Linked DNA regions of Homo sapiens: region 1 is linked to region 2. A link is an interaction called in ENCODE POLR2A ChIA-PET data of the cell type or tissue named here. Cell type or tissue: CD4-positive, alpha-beta T cell. All regions are shown on one strand. Each heading gives the region's core, and the rest is flanking DNA. Links, peaks and the distances in the headings are about the cores only.

Evidence for each region. ChIA-PET counts read pairs that join two places held together with the same protein. Peaks named below come from ENCODE experiments on the same cell type or tissue, not always from the same donor. Only the 100,000 strongest peaks of a DNase experiment are listed, where the experiment ranks them.
Region 1: POLR2A ChIA-PET joins it to region 2 with 14 read pairs; 2 of 35 experiments call an interaction of 5 or more read pairs at or near these places.

The regions. Positions count from the first base shown.
Region 1 is chr1:181,392,200-181,400,398 of GRCh38, reverse strand. It overlaps a transcript of CACNA1E not described here. Among named protein-coding and RNA genes, the nearest start is that of CACNA1E, 87 kb to the left of the region's middle. RefSeq lists an enhancer at 1,777-1,886. In CD4-positive, alpha-beta T cell, for the core only: no CTCF peak of the experiment used is centred there; DNase peaks (open chromatin) are centred at 2,278, 3,808 and 4,128; H3K4me3 peaks cover 646 bases; H3K27ac peaks cover 3,929 bases.
Region 2 is chr1:181,145,188-181,153,386 of GRCh38, reverse strand. No RefSeq gene overlaps it. Among named protein-coding and RNA genes, the nearest start is that of LINC01732, 25 kb to the left of the region's middle. RefSeq lists silencers at 98-382, 3,362-3,421 and enhancers at 222-431, 1-1,474. In CD4-positive, alpha-beta T cell, for the core only: no CTCF peak of the experiment used is centred there; a DNase peak (open chromatin) is centred at 3,586; H3K4me3 peaks cover 342 bases; H3K27ac peaks cover 1,151 bases.

The DNA of each region.
Region 1 (8,199 bases), core at 1,912-6,911, 250 kb before region 2:
CCACCCCAACGTCAGGCCACATAAACTTCAGGAAAGGAGGGGTAGCAGGCAGCTGACTGTATATACATCAAAGGAATGATATATATAATCAAAAGAATGATAAATCATCAGTTAACTAGAAAACCTCTGGCTAGAAATAAGGTAAAACATAAATTTAAAAAGATCAAGTTGTTTTCCACTAAAGTGGCTGGAAACTCAGAAATCTAGCAAGATCCTGGAAATAATGAATGCTAGATTTTTATAACCTGAGTTTTGTGAAGCAAATTCAAATCTGCTTCACGATGTACCCCTGGTGGGGGGGAACACTGAGATATAGCATAGAACTACAGTAGATCAGATTCCCTATTATTTATCTGGGTCACCTGTACTATTCATCCTTCAAAACATTTAAGGCTAAAATTTAGCAATGAAGGTCTTAAATGTTCAAGGTTACCACTTAGGGCCTCACCTGTAATTTTTACAGTTTAAATGTCCATTACTATGGCATGGGTTTTGTTAGCTTCATCCCAGGCAATGATATCCATGAAATTGTGATTTGTTGTACTAATTGTATTTTTACTATTTTAACAGTAAATTCCTTACCAAAGAAAATCATCAAGCATACCACCCTGTGGGAAACATCTAACAAGTCACACTTTGGGAAACACTGTCCTCACTGGCACGTAGTATCTACATAATATTAAACAGTCATCTCAGGTGTTAATGCTGAACATGAGGTGAGAACATTAAAGATCCCCCGAGCTATCTTCCCAGTCCTGCTGGAGTCAGCTCGATCACATTCCCTCCACAGTCATTCAGTCTTTGAACACCTCCGTTGACAGGGATTTCACTATTTCATTACCACCCTCTTTCCCCCACCACCCAAGCAACTATTCCAACTTTAGATAGCTCTATTAGGATGATCTTTCTTACTCTGAGCTGAAATCAATGTGTGTCAACACAGAAATCAGTGGTCTGTAAGTAAACACAATTCATTCACCTGTGGCCACCTGGGACAATCTAGAAAAAGAGGATGTAATCAGCAATAAAAACAATGAAGAGAGGCCAAAAATCAATGTATCTCCTGTCAGAATAGCTCTACGGAAATAACTCAGTGTTTTCTAAATTGACTTAGAAGACCACAAGATTTTTCATTTGCTTTTTTTTTTTCCTTCTACCTCTTTTCCTTTAAAAAAAAAAAAACTCTCTAAACTTTCTTCCCTGTGAAAAGCTAATTGTAACTTTCCTGCAAGCCATTACTCAGGTTATTTTGGGAAGAATCAACTCCTACAACTTCAGAGGAAGGACGGAAAGGTCACAATACTGGGAAGAATCAAAGGATTGAGGGGATGTGGTGGGGGGACTCACTGAAGGACCCAGGTTCATGTGAGGCAGAGGAGATTCTCCCTAATATTTATGTCCTCATAGTGTAGACAGAATTTCTGAAGTGACCTTCTACACAGCAGCATTGCCTGGAAGGGAGGAAGGGAGCTCTGTTTCCAGTTGGATCTCCATTGCCTTTTGCCTTTTGATTCAAGCTGAAAGGCTGATTTTTAGGGATGGGGCTACAGATTTCAAAGGGGTGTTGGTTTTCGCTTGATGAAGTCAAAGCCAGTGGAAACTATGACTATAGTAGGTCCAGCTGCACTGCTCAGACCTCGTTTCTGAAAGTGAGACAGGATGGAAAGTGGTCATAGTGAAAGGTGACCAGGTTGGGTGGGGGTGACAGAGCAATGCTGGTGCTTCATGGAAGCCAGTCCTCCTTTAGCTCATGGAGGGAGGGCACTCCGCACACCCTGCTCCAGCTGCCAGGAGGTGCCTCCAGAGTTCCTGCGCTTTGAATCAGCTTTTCTGGCCCTTCTTGCCCTTCTTCCAGCCCTGGCTTTGCAATTTACTGGCTTAATATCCTTGAGCAAGTCAGCCAACCTCTCTGGGCCTCAGTTTTCTCATCTGTAATATGGAGATAATTGTCCTTTCCTCCAATAGATTTATTATGAGGGTTAAATAAAATAAAGTGTGAGCATGCACTTCCTAAGCTACAAAGCTTATGGAAGAAATTGATGTGATCTTAATCTAATTTAAGGTTTTGGCACCAAAAATAGGTGCAAAGTTTTGTTTTTATTTTGTTTTGCCTTGTTTGTGTTTTTCTGGAAATGGTGATAAAGGGAGAGCTGGTCCTTGCACGTCAAGACTCTTCAGAGAAGGAAGGGAAATTAAACTGCCCCTCCTCTCAGCCAAGGCATCTGGGTAGAGCCTGTGGCTTTCATAGATGTTCAGATGGCAGCAGTTTCATTTTACAATTGACCTCAGAAGAGACAGAGGTTGAAGCAACAGCAGAGGGCTGAGCTTCAGAGTGGGGACAGGAGAAAGAGGCGGCTTCCCCAGGCAGACACTAGCTTAATAAGGTGACATTTGCACATTAGCAGCAGGCTGGCTAATTGATTTGTTCCTGTTACAGGAGCATCTGTCTCTGCAAAAAGGCGATGGCCACCAGCTCTGGCACAGTTGCTAGGAGAGTGTCCAGGATCTCTCAGGTCATTTTTTGCCCTAGCCAATAGGGTAAAAGCATTTTGAGAACCAGGAGAATGCCAATGAGAACTGACTGGAGTACAAGAAGGGTAAGGGCTACATGTGGAATCCCCAGGGCTGCGGAGCTCAGCAGGGAGAGGGAAGGACAAGACGGGATGAGGGGGAGGGACACCAGGTCCTGGAGCTGGATTCTAAGCATCGCTGATGTAGCCCATACAAAAGTTTTTCTCACTTTCCTCCTTTTTCCTGGAGTCTTCCTAGTGACGTGATGAGAGGCTGAAACACCCCACCCTGTCCAGGCGCAGTGGCTCATACCTGTAATCCCAGCACTTTGGGAGGCCGAGGCAGGCGGATCACTCGAGGCCAGTTCGAGACCAGCCTGGCCAACACGGTGAAACCCCGTCTCTACTAAAAATACAAAAATTAGCCTGGTGTGGTGACGCATGCCTGTAATCCCAGCTACTTGGAAGGCTGAGGCAGGAGAATCACTTGAACCCGGTAGGTGGAGGTTGCAGTGAGCTAAGATCGTGCCACTGCACTCCGGCCTGGAAATAAACAAAAAACTCACCGAGGCAGGGGCCTGGGTTTTGTAAGGGTTCAGGACAGAGTTCCCATCCACCATTATTGTGGTGAGACGTAGTAATAGAAGAGAATTCTATAATGTGAGGCCTGCTGGGAGCATGGGAGGCATCAGTGAGGACTGATGCTCTTGACCCTCCCAGAGACATTCTGAGAGCTCCTGTAGACCTCTGCCCTTTTTTACTGTGAAGGTCTGTTTGGTTGCCTCTAGAATTCCCTCATCTGGTGGCAGAAAACCCACCTATCTTCAGGGCTTGGAACTACCCTACAAAGCAGGTCTGCAGCTTGCAAGGGAGTCCCAGCTGTTCCATTGGCCAGGTTCGCTGCAGAGGTGTTCAAACCAGGCATCTTCTGCAGGCTGGACAGATGTGTTCTACTCTTAAAATAAAGTAGCTCCAGTCTTTACCCAAGTCCCAGAAGAAGAAGTAGTTAATGGAAATAATTTTCCCAATTTTAAGATTTCTCTCCTGTGATTTATTTTCCTTAAACTCTTGAGATCTGATACCTCTTGTCTCTATAAGAATGTAGTGGGTAATTTTATCTGTTTTAGCGTAAACTATTTATTCTGGGTTGAGGGAATCTCTGTTTCTATGTTATTCCACATTGTTCTACTCAGGACCAGGCTCCAGCAATTACCTTTCTCTTCTGCGTCATCAATTTTTCACTCGTTGGATTACTCCTATCAATGTGCAAACATACTGTTGTTTCTCTCATCTTAGAAAAACCACTTCCTTCATCAGCTATTTCCTGATTTCTTTGTTCTCCTTTGTGACAAACTCTTCAAAAGAGTCATTTCTATTCACTGTCTCAGTTCTCCTCCTCCCATCCCTTCTTACACCAACTTTGATCAAACTTTTCTCCCCACGCTTTTGTTAAGGTTATCAATGCCCTCCACATTGCTAAACCCAATGACCAATTGTTCTTGTCATGCTTGATGTGGTAGCCAGCTTCCAAGATGACCCCACCTCCTGGGATGTTCACCTTTGTGCGGTCCCCTCCCACACTGTACCAGGGTTGGTCTGTGTAACCAAGAACATTCAGAGGTGATGGCATGACACTACCACAGTTAGGTACAAAAGACTGTGGCTTCCGTCTGGGGTGCTCTCCTGCAGTCTGTCTCCCTCTTGGGCCACTTGCTGTGGGGGAAGCCAGATGCTATGTCATGAGGCCACTCAGATGGCCTACATGGCCAGGAAATAGGGTGCCAAGAACTGCAAGAGTGAGTTTGGAATGGGATTCTCCAGCCCCAGTTGACCCTAGAGATGACTGCGGCCACAGCTAACAACTTAATTTCAACCCGCAAGAGATCATGAGTCAGGACTAGCCACCTTAGCAACTCCTAGATTCCTAAGTCTTGGAAACTTTGTGAGATAATACATTTTTGTTGTTTTAAGCTGCTAAGTTTTTGAGTGATTTGTTACACAATGATAGATAGCAAATACACTTGACTCATCACATTATTTGACATAATTGATCACTCTTGCCCCCTTGAAACACTTTCTTCATCTGGCTTCCACGACATCACACTCTCCTGGTTTTCCTTCGACCTCATGGATCACTTCTCAACTTCCTTTGCTGGCTTTTCTTCTTCTGCCTCGATTCTTTAAGCTGGAGGCCCTCATGCCGCTCTTAACCCCAGCTGCTCTTCAAACGCACAAACCCAGGAGGAGGTTCTTGGTACCTGCTTGTTGAAAGTTCCAAATATTTTTTCCAAATACTTGAAATGTAATGGTTTTTAAAGTCTTGAGTCCAAATGAGTACTCACTGCCCCCATCAGAAAAGATGGTGACCTCATCCAGTCATGTGATTTGAATTACCATATATGTTGTCAACTCCAAAATTTATAACTCAGCTCAGACCTTTCTCCCAAATTTCTGACTCATATAACCAGGTGCCTCCATGACTTCTCTACTTGGATATATAACATACAACTCAAATTCAACATGCCCAAGTGTGAACTCCTAACTTTTCCCACCCAAGCCTGCTTCACAATCTCCTTCTGAATTGACGGCAGCTCTGTCCTTCTGGTTGCTCAAGCTGTCCTTGACTCCTATACTTCTCATTCCCCATATCCAATCATCAGTGAATGCTATTAAATCTACCTACAAGATATATAAAAAGATCGAGTCACTTCTCACCATCCACTGCTACCATCCTGGTACAAGCCACCATCATCTCTCATCTGGACACAGCAACAACCTTCTAACTGGTCTCCCTATTTCCACCCTTACCCCTCTACAGTCTATTCTGAACACAGTAACCAATGTGCAGCGTGAGCCTCTTAAATAGGCAGAGCACATCATTCCTCTCTGCATAGCATCCTGCAATGTACCCTCCCTTCACTTAGAGTAACAGCCACAGCTGACCTCCCAGTGGTCAGCAAGGCCCTGCACCATCTGGCTTCCTGTTACTTCCCAGACTCTACCTCCTTCTAGTCTCTCTTTCCTCTGCTCCAGCCACACTGGCCTCCATGTTGTTCTCGGAACATGCCAGGCTCACTCCCACAGCATTTGCACTGACTGTTTCTTCTGTCTGGAATGCTCTTCCCCTAAATATCATTCTGGCTAAGTCCGTCATCTTCTTCACATATTTGCTCAAATATCACCTTAACAATGATGGCCTGTCTTAGCCATCCTGTAGAATCCTGCACACTGCCCCACCCTCAGCACTCCCAATCCCCCTTATCCTATTTTCCCCTTTTCCCCCATAGCACTTATCATCTTTCAACGCATTAGAAGCTGTATTTGTTTATGATAGTGTATTGTCTATCTTTCCCTGCTAAAATCTAAACTAGAAAAGGGCCGGTATCTATGTCTGTTTTATTTGATGAGATACCCCAAACCCTTAAGGATTTTTGGCATGTAGTCAACACTAAAAATATTTTAGTGAATGAGTAAATTATCTGAAATTGTTACAAAAGCCTCACAAAATGTTCTGTATTATCCACATTTTACAGATGAAGAAACTGAGAAAAGGGAATTCACATTTATCAGTCTTACTATGTGCCAGACACTTTAAATATGCTATCTTATTTAAACCTCCCATTTTACAAGGCTCAGAGAAGTTAAGTGGTTTCCAAAAGTCACATAAGTGGTGAGAAGGCAAACTCTGATTTGAACCCAGGTCTGGCTGGAGATAAAGTAAACTCCCCCACCACTCTTCCCATTCTTGTATCAAGCACCTTCCACACACACCTGGACTGAGTCAGCAACCAACCGTCCCCTGAGAAGCCACCTTTGGCCAACTGAAGTCACCACATCACACTCTTGCAGGGTACCTTACAGGCCCTGTCTAGAGACTAGGAGCCAATCCCTACTTTTCTTCCTATCCCCAGGTTCAGGCACTCAGTCCCACTCAGTCCCACAGTGGCTGACAGTCACACAACATAACCCGAGCTGCTCTTCAAAAGCACAAACCCAGGAAAAGGTTCTTGGTACCTGCTTGTTGAAAGTTACAAACATTTTTTCCAAGTACTTGAAATGTAATGGTTTTTAAGGTCTTGAGTCCAGATGAGTACTCACTGCCCCCATCAGAAAAGATCACCAGTCCTTCTTGGCCAGGCACGGGGGCACACGCCGGTAATCCCAGCACTTTGGGAGGCTGAGGCAGGTAGATCACCTGAGCTCAGGAGTTCGAGACCAGCCTAGGCAACATTGCAAAACTCTGTCTCTACCAAAAATACAAAAAATTAGCTGGACCTGGTGGCATGTGCCTGTGGTCCCAGCTACTCAGGAAGTGAGGTGGGAGGATCGCTTGAGCCTGGAAGGCAGAGGTTGCAGTGAGCCAAGATCACGCTACTGCACTCCAGCCTGGGTGACAGAGGGAGACCCTGTTTCAGAAAAAAAAGAAAAGAAAAGATCACCTACCCCTCCAACAGTTCCATCCTCAAAGCCTTGAAGACGACATAAAAGACAACTAATGGTAATAATAACTAATGTCCTGTCAGCTTTTACAATAAGCTAGACATTCTTGAATCCTTTACATCTTGTTTAATCCTATGATAATGCTGTAAGGAAGGTATTATTATTAACCCCATCTTACAGATGAGGAAAACTGAGGCACAGGTTTATCAACTTTCCTAAAATCCCATAACTGGTAATTGGTAGAGCCAGGATTTGAACCCCGGCAGCCTTCCCCCACAGCATGCATTTAGCTGATAAACACATTTCAGCATGAAAGCATGTGGAACATGTAAACAACACCTGCAGCTGTTTATGCCTCCAGCACTCCACAAAGAAAATCCATTCACACTCATGGCAATGCCTGCATTGGCAAACTGACATTATAACTTCCAACACAGATATCTGCAATTAACTCCTTATCATTTCACAGATCTCATTCTTACCTCCCTGAAGAACCAGCCCTACATTTTCCACTAGATCAGTTATGTATTACTCATTGCTAAACATAACATTTCAAAATTGCCAATATCACACAATACCTCCATGCTAAGCTTCCTCAGCCTGCTTCCCATCTCAGCCTCTCTCTTGCCACTGTCTTTTTTTCCAGCTTCCTGTTAATTAGGGGCAGCCTCCCTTCTCTTCATGAGTCACAGTCTCACATTTGGTTCCAATGACTGTATTGCTCTGTCTTATTTCTAAAGCACCCTTTTGGGGTTCTGAGATCACTGATCACACATTTCTACCTGCTCAGCTTCTTCTCCTTTGTTTTATTGAACACTGACTACTTGATCTTTAGGACTGAATACATTTCCCTTCCACAGATGTTGGTCAGGCATCCGCTGTGTTCCTGCACACAGTGATGACATCTCTGGTGAATACAAAGACTTAATGACTCCCTGTCCTGGCCATGGAAGAGCCTGAAATATTTTTGGAGAGGTAAACTATCCTTCTTTGGCAAAACTATGATCTTACCAAGTAGTAAAAGCAACCTTAACCCTTTTAGGAGCTCTGAGAAGGAAAGCAAGATCCCTGAGTGCTGGAGGAAACCAGGAAGGCTTCCTGGAAGAGGTGAGGTTTGAACCATTCTTGAAGAATGATAGGAATTGAATGAAAGGAATCTTACATGCAAAGGCATGGAGGGTGAAATTAGTAAGTCTTGAGTTGAGCGTCAGGAAAAATATTCCAGTTAGAGAAACATGGAAGGTAAGAT
Region 2 (8,199 bases), core at 1,711-6,710:
CTGAATGTGCTGGACACACCAGTCACCCATGCCAAGCCCATTAAGTTCATCTCAGCTGTCTGGCAACTGCCCTCTAATGAAACAAGCCAACAACTTCCTATATTTGAGGTTTCAGTTAGTGTTGTTGGCCAAGTTTCAGTGGGAACCAGAGAAGACGACCACACGGGGGCTGTAGGCCCTGAGAGCAGCAGCCCAAGCCGACCTCAGAGCGCCTGCCAGCTGGGCAGATTATCAGCGTCCTGCTGCAGAGAGATAAGGAACGTTCTGATCCAGCCCCGAGAAGTGCAGGGCTTTATATAGCAGCTTGAGTAGGCTGCAAGGGAATGTCCTGGCCGAAGGCTTCTCCGTAGCCAAGAGAGAGGGGAGTGGGTGGAGAGGAAGGCGGGAGCTTTATAAATAACCCGATGTGTGCTGATCTGCTCAGCGGCCTTGTCTTAGCAAAGCCTGAGGCCTGGGGGAGGAGAGGGACATTTACAGATGACTTTTATTTTCTTTATCACTTCTCTATATTTTCTAAGTTTTCTACGATGAACTTGAACTCCTTTTATAATCAGCAAGTATGAATACAATTTTAAGAAAGCAAAAAAGAGAGGCATAAAAAGAATTCCTTTGGTTGGAGATTTTAGTGACCATCTTTACCCACTCAGAGGTTCCCAAACAAGCCCCAGTGCTCTCCTCCCTTCTCTGGTCTCTCCCATTGGGCCCCCTGGGGTGCCTGTACTCACCTATGATGCAGGATCTGACCAGTTTTCTTAGCTCCTCCCGGGTTCCCGCATTCCCCATACTCTCCCCCTGCTCCCACTAATCCAAATGTGGCTGTCCTTGGCCTTATTGTTTTTAAAAAAGGTGTCCAGGTCCCTCATCTCTGCTAGGGTACATAAGGGTTACTTGGGTATGTCCCCTGTGCCTGCTACACTAGCTTAATAATGGGTAAAAAGCCATGGAGTCCCTGTACAGAGTGTGGTTTATACTCTCTGTGCCTCAGGGTCCCTTTTCTATAAAATGGTGATAACAAGACCACCTACTTCATAGAGGTCACATTAAGATTAAAATAAGACAGTGGATGTAAACTGGCTGACACATTGGAAATGGCCAATTAAATATTAACTAATTATCACTCCACTGAGCATCCCTCCTCACACTCAGGCCCTGAATGACCACACCTACCAAATGTGACCAGACAGATTTTCACTGTTTCCAAAAATAACTCCTCCCAGGAGGTGTGAAGATTCACCACTGCAACTCTGGCACTGATTCAAAGCAGGAGTTCCAAAAATGTTTTGCGAGGTGACAGGCTCCCAGAATCACAGTCAGCCTTCACAGTGCCCCTTATACGGCTGCAATCCTCATTTGGATGTGTGAGTCATGGTAGGGCTACCACATAAACAGATAAATGAATAAACATGTTGTGACTTTGTAGTAACGACCTCATGTAAGCTAAGTTCAGCTCATGACTCTGGGGCAATTTTTAGGACACAAAAGTAGATAAAATATCAACCGATCCCTATTTTTTGAGCAAGCGCTATGTGCAAAAAGGCACGGCGCTAAAATGCAAAAATGGAACATTTTAAAAAGATGAAAGCTTCTGCTTGGAAAGAGATTACACCCTAATCGAGGAAGTAAAATGCAGATACAGGAATAGAAAGCACACTCAGCAAAGCAAGATATGATCCATGGAGGTGATAAGGTGGAGAGTTCAGAAGAGCACGCCCGCTGGGTTCTGGAGGTCAAAGCAGCCTCGTGGAGGAAATTAATACCCTTGATAAGTGGATGCCAGGCCTTGTAGAATTCTGATGCAATCAGGATAGAGTCTGAGAGAAAGGGTCTCACATGTCAATGTCAACAAAGCATGGTGCTAGGTACTCATATAAGTACATCATCTTTTTTTGATCTTGACAAGAATCTAGTGTGATGTTACCATTCCCATTTCACAGATAAGAAGACAGTGGCTCAGAGAAGCTCAGAGAGGTTAAGTTATATGCCCAAGGTCATTCACAGCAGAGGCAGGATTCAAACCAGGTTCTACCCGGCTCCACAGTCCATATTCTGGCTTCTACCATCTGGCACTGCTATGGCCTCCCTTAAATCTGGCTCCCAGAACAGACCTGGGCTGTCTGTGACCAGGAGCAGGGCTTTCATTCCATGGCTGTGGCCTTTTAGTAGAGAGGACACTGCCCAGTGTGGCTGACAAATTCTTTGGCAATATATTGACTTTACATTGCCTGCCAGTAACATGGGCTAAGGTGTAACAATTTCTAAGCCTAGATCAAAGTCACAATTTTGATCACAGGTTACAATTTTGTATATTTAATCCCCTGCTTCTACTTTGTAGTATTTTTGTCAGTTCAGCAATTCACCTCTTTTATCACCACTACAATCTATAATAAGCACATGGATTTTTCAGGAATGACATAGGAATAAGATAGAAATAAGCTTTCAGAGGTGACCTTTGCCCCCAATTTTCAGTCATGTGGACTTGGAGGATTTTTGTGATATAACAAATAGCACCTGTTGGTTAGCATTGGAAAAGTCCCCAGATGCATCTGGGAGCAGCCAACATCAGCACCAAGATATTGCCCATATCCACTGGTGTCTTGCCGAAAGCCCACCCAACACCAATATCACACAAGCCTAAGCTTCACATTCCCCAGGCCATCAACTAGTATTTATTGAGTACCAGGTTCATGGTTCTTAAAACCAGCTGGAAATCACAATCCAGTAACCCTAACTCAATCCCAGCTCAGACTGTATAACCATATTCTAATCATGAAGGGAATCTGGGAGGCTCTCTAAAAGAACAGAATTTGTCCCCTCTGAAACTCATGTTGAAACTTAATCTCTAATGTAACAGTATTAACAGGAGGGGCCTTTAAGAGGTGATGGGTCAGGAGGGCTCTGATTAATAATTAATAGTTAATGTGATTAATGGATTGATGGGCTAATGGATTAATGGGAAATCAGGGGAGTGGGTTTGTTATCACAAGAGCGAGTCTGTTATTAAAAGCCAGTTCAGGTCTCTCATGAGCCCTCCACCATGTGATACCCTGCACCACCTTGAGCCTCTATGGAGAATCCCCACCAGCAAGGCTCTTGCTCAATGTGGTTTCTTGACCTTGGACTTTCCAGCCTGCAGAACTACAATAATTCCATAAATTTCTTTTCTTTATAAATTACCTAGTCTGAGATATTCAGTTATAGCAACAGAAAATGGACTAAGACAAATGGGAACTGAAGCTGGGAGGGAGCCATAAAACCACTCCCCAGGGAACCAGGGCAGGGTCATTTCAGCCATGAAAAGCCCATTGCAGACATCTTTCCTTCAGCTGGGAGCCCAGTGTTGGGGAGAGATTGAAATAGATACCATCCCTCTTTCATGAACATATGAATAACAAAACCGATTCAGGAAATGTGACTTAGGGACACAGTAACCGTGTGCTTTCTAACACTGCATCCCAGGATCAGGCAGACTCGCCCTTCCACGCACTAGCACAGCTGCATCCCCGAGGCCTCCCACCGTGAGGCCTGCCTCACTAAGCACCTGGCTGAAAGCAATGATCATACTCTCTACAGGCAGGCAGATCCTAAGAGAGGGCCCGGAAGTGGCTGAGCCACATAACCTCAATTTCCTTTACAGGCTCACTAAGCAGTTCAACTACTAAAGAAAATAGAGTAAGAGACAGAGAGAAGCTAGGAATGTCACCCTAATCAAACTCCCTCATACGGAAATGTGAAAAGAGGAGAAAGTAAGTTCCTCCTCAACACTCATCCCAATTCCATTCTAAGTACACATAAGCCCCTTTTCAAGCCTCCCCAAAATAATATTATGAGTCAGGCTTTCAAATGATCAATAAAATTCACAACTTGCATAGAGCCACCGCTCATTACACACATACATGTACACATAAACATACACATACACATACACATACACATACACATACACATACACATACACACCTACTTAAGCAGGCCTGGGAAGCCTCCTACATGGAAGGTGAAAATGTCCAGTTGCTGAAGATAGGTGAGCTCCTCTGTGACCCCGTCTCAGAAGTGGACAATAAACATTTCTGAGCCTGGTCTGCTCTCTTGCAGCAGTCTAGGTCCAGTCACTGTCTCTTTTGCTTAAAGATGAGTCCATTCATTCGTTCATTCTTTATTCAATAGATATTTATGGAATGCTCACTATGTGCCAAGCACTCTGCGAGGCTGATTGTTCAGGAAACTGAAAAGCCAAAGGTGTTGGCAAACAGCAGCCCCAAACCAACCATTTGCCCAGGCCAGATACCTATTCATCATCCTTGACTCCTCCCCATCCTTCAAACCCCTTATCCAGTAGTCAGCCACCAAGTCCTGACATTCTAGGATTCAAGCATTTGAAAACCTTCCACTTCTTTCCATTCCTTCTGCTGTTCTTTGGTCCAGACCACCATGTTCTCTTCCTTGGATTGCTGCAGCAACTAGCAATTGATTTCCCTGCTTCTAAACTTGCTTTCATCCAGTCTAATTGCCACACCACGGTGTGAGTAAGGAATCTGGCCTCACCTAAGGAGAGATCTGGCATTCGTCCCAGCTCCTGGGAGGTAACCTCTAAATCCTTGCAATTTCCCAAGTGATAGGAGTATCTGTGTTATTCGTGGTGGGTCCCTTATTTAGTATGAGAGGACTCAGTGTATGGGTTGACCATGCCAGAAGGACCAACCATGTGGTTAGGGGGTTGGGGCTTTGGGCCTCATGATATCAGCCTGACCTCTGGGAAGGGGAGGAGGCCTGGAGATCGAGTCCACCCACAAGAGCAAAAATTCGATCAATCACAACTAGCTAATGAAGGCTCTGGACTTCATTATAGTCCAGTAAAAACTGTATGACAAAGCTTGAGTGGACTTCCTGCATAAATGTTGTCACATACAATGCTGGCAGGGCACTGTATCCTGAGGACACAGAAGCTTCATGTTTGAAACCCTCTCAGATTCTGCTGTATGTGTCCCTTTCTTTGACAGGTTCCAATTTGTATCTTTTTATTATAATAAAACTGTAATCATAAGTATAGCTCTTCCCGGATTTCCATGAGTTGTTCTAGTGAATCATCAAACCTGAAGGTAGTGTGGGAACCCCTGAATTTCTAGGCAACTTGTCAGAAGAGAAGGTGACCCTGAGGACCTCCAAACTTGGGGCTGATGTCTGAAGTGAGGGCAGTCTTGTGGAGACTGTGCCCTTAACCAGGAGTATGGCTAACTTGTTGTACACAGTCAGGGAGCTTTTCTAAAATGGGATCATGATCATATCACACGTCTACGGATCACACTTGAGGGATGTCTCGCTCTCCCTAGGACGAAGTCCAAATGCCTAAATACGGCTTCCAAGACCTCTGATGATCCAGGCCTGCTTAGCTCTCCATCTCACCCCCACCCCATTCCCCCTCAAACTTGACATTCCCACTTGCCACTGGCCAGGCGCTCCGTGCTCTCTCACTTTTCCAGACCTTGGGACATGTGGCCACTCATCCCGTAACATTCCCTCCACTCCCTTCTCTTGGCTGATTCCCATGAGTCCTTCAGGTGTCCACTTAGCGGTCACCTCCCTGGCACACCTTTCCACATACCTCCACCCAGTCAGAGCTAGATGCTCACGCCTCTCAATGCACATAGCTCACATGCTGAAGTGCCCTGGTCACTGTCTCCCACTCCAGACCATGAACTTTCTGACTATGAGGAATGTGTTTTCTTCCCTGTTATATCCTCCAGTGCTCAGCCAACTGACATACAATTCCAAAGAGATAAATAGCATTGTTACAAGGGAAAACACGGCAGACATCAAGGTGAATAGTGTTGAATGAATGAACTACTGCAGAGGAAGATTTTGGAAGGCTCTTCATTCTCCTTCATGGAGATGTGAAAGATGCCTGGAGTCAATTATAAGTCATCTTCCAAGACAGTTCCACCCACAGGTAGTTAATCTCATTTATTTGGGGCTGCTTTTTGTTGGCTTCAACCTCAGAGGATAAACAAGTTTGTTTTTGTTTTTGTTGCTGTTGTTGTTTTTGAGAAAGGGTCTCACTTTCTTGCCCAGGCTGGAGTGCAGTAGTGCAATCTCGGCTCACTGCAACCTCTGCTTCCTGAGCTCAAGAGGTTCTCCAGTCTTAGCCTCCTGAGTATCTGGGACTACAGGCATGAACCACTAATGCCCGGCTAATTTTTTTGTATTTTTGTAGAGATGGGGTTTTGCCGTGTTGGCCAGGCTGGTCTTGAACTCCTGAGCTCTAAGTGATCTGCCCACCTCAGCTTCCCAAAGTGCTGGGATTACAGGCATGAGCCACCGTGCCCACCAGGATAAGCTATTTTTAACTTTGTCTCCCAAATTTTGAGAAGTGTCCTGTTCTGAGGCCTGAATGCAACTCTGAATTGCCCTTTGGGCATTTCTTTGACTCCTGATCACATTTCTGATAATTTATATTTCCCACTCCACCCCATCTACAAGGTTTTAGGGTATTTGTGAAGAAAGGAGTATCAACAATGTACTACTTTTAAACATAAATAACTAGATTATGTATTAAAGTCATATTCATCACTGATTCGTACATGCATGAGTATATACTTTCTTATTGATATCTGTACTTTCTTATTGATCAATACTTGACAAAGCACTTGCTGGCATAGGCAAAATGGCATCTCCTTCTTCCTTTTGGCATTCAGTTAAAACAATCCACACAGGCTTCATCTTCCTTTCTTCTCTTTTTCCTTCCCCTCCCTTCCTGGCCTGGAAGAGTCACATAGGGCCCCTATGGGGTACTGACAGAGAGGGGGCTGCTGTGTGGAGTTCACTGATGATATGCCTGCTGGCACCTAAGGATACAGGGCACTAGAGGTGGGGACAGGGAGTAGAGGTGAAAGACACAGCTGCTGTCATTGGGAGATTGATTACGTTACAAAAATAAGTAAACTTATTGAGCAAATAAGTACATATCTTGAGGATAATGACAGTCCGGTTTCTTACTGTTGGAGAAGAGAATTACAAATATAGAAAAGAAGGAAACTATAAAGAACACTGAGGTGGATTGGAACTGGAGGTGTGAGTATCATCGACTTACTGTTTTCTGATATATAAACACAGGTAGATATGGAAATAGTTGTAGATGTGTGTATACACCTGTGAGTGTACATATGCACACATATATTTCCTAGATCTGTCCACTCAACAGGCCTAGAAGCAATGACACCTCAGTAACAAGAAGCACACTAAGGGCTCAGATTTTGGTTCCTAAACACCATCCTCCACTACAAGAAGGCAGGGCTCCTTGGAGAAAGAGCTAATTCCAGGCTGGAGAAGGAAAAGTACCATGATGAGCCTTGGTCATTTTGTAGTGCCAGAAAGTAAGACAGTGCTGAGAATGGTGGAGATGTGTCAGAAGGAGGCAGGAGCCAAGCTGAAGGGACTCCACTGGCCATATCTGGAGCAATGTGAACATCAAAATAAACAAGGACGGCAATGGAATACAATCCATTGAATAAAACAAGATTCCCTACTGAAATAAATATGCAAACGAACATAGAAAATGGGAAAGCTTTGTATTACAGTAGCCCACCAACTAATAAAATGAAAAGGAATGATGGAAATAGAAAACCATAATTTGGAAACTGTCATAGTTGTGGTTGATTCTGGCAGGAGACATCAATGGAGGCTAAGATTGGGAGATGCAAGTTTGATAAAGAACAGGATTACCTCCCCACAAAATGCCATCAATTTAAAGGGGGTAAATGGGGTCTTTATAGGAGAGAAACCTGGCAGACAAACGTTGGTACGTGACTGGTGATCAAAATAAACAGTTCCAGTTGTGGAATGGATTGACATCCTATGTCTCCTCCTTCCACCCCATGCAATTTGCTGAAATGAGAATAGCATCATTTCTGTGGTGTTCTTATCAAGGGAGCATGACCCAAGTCTGGACACCAGGACATTAGACAGACCCAGGGACGTCCTGCAGAATGAAAGGTTTGTACTCTTTAAAACAGTCGATGACATGAAAGACAGGGAAAGACTAAGAAACTGTTTCAAATTGGAGAAAACTAAAGAGGCACAAGAACCATGCAACTTGTATTCCTGGATATGATCTTGGACTAGAAAGGAAAAAGAGACATTGTTGGGACAGCTTGAAAATTTTGAATGGGGTCTGTGGATTGGATGGCAGATGTGTCCAAGTGCAAG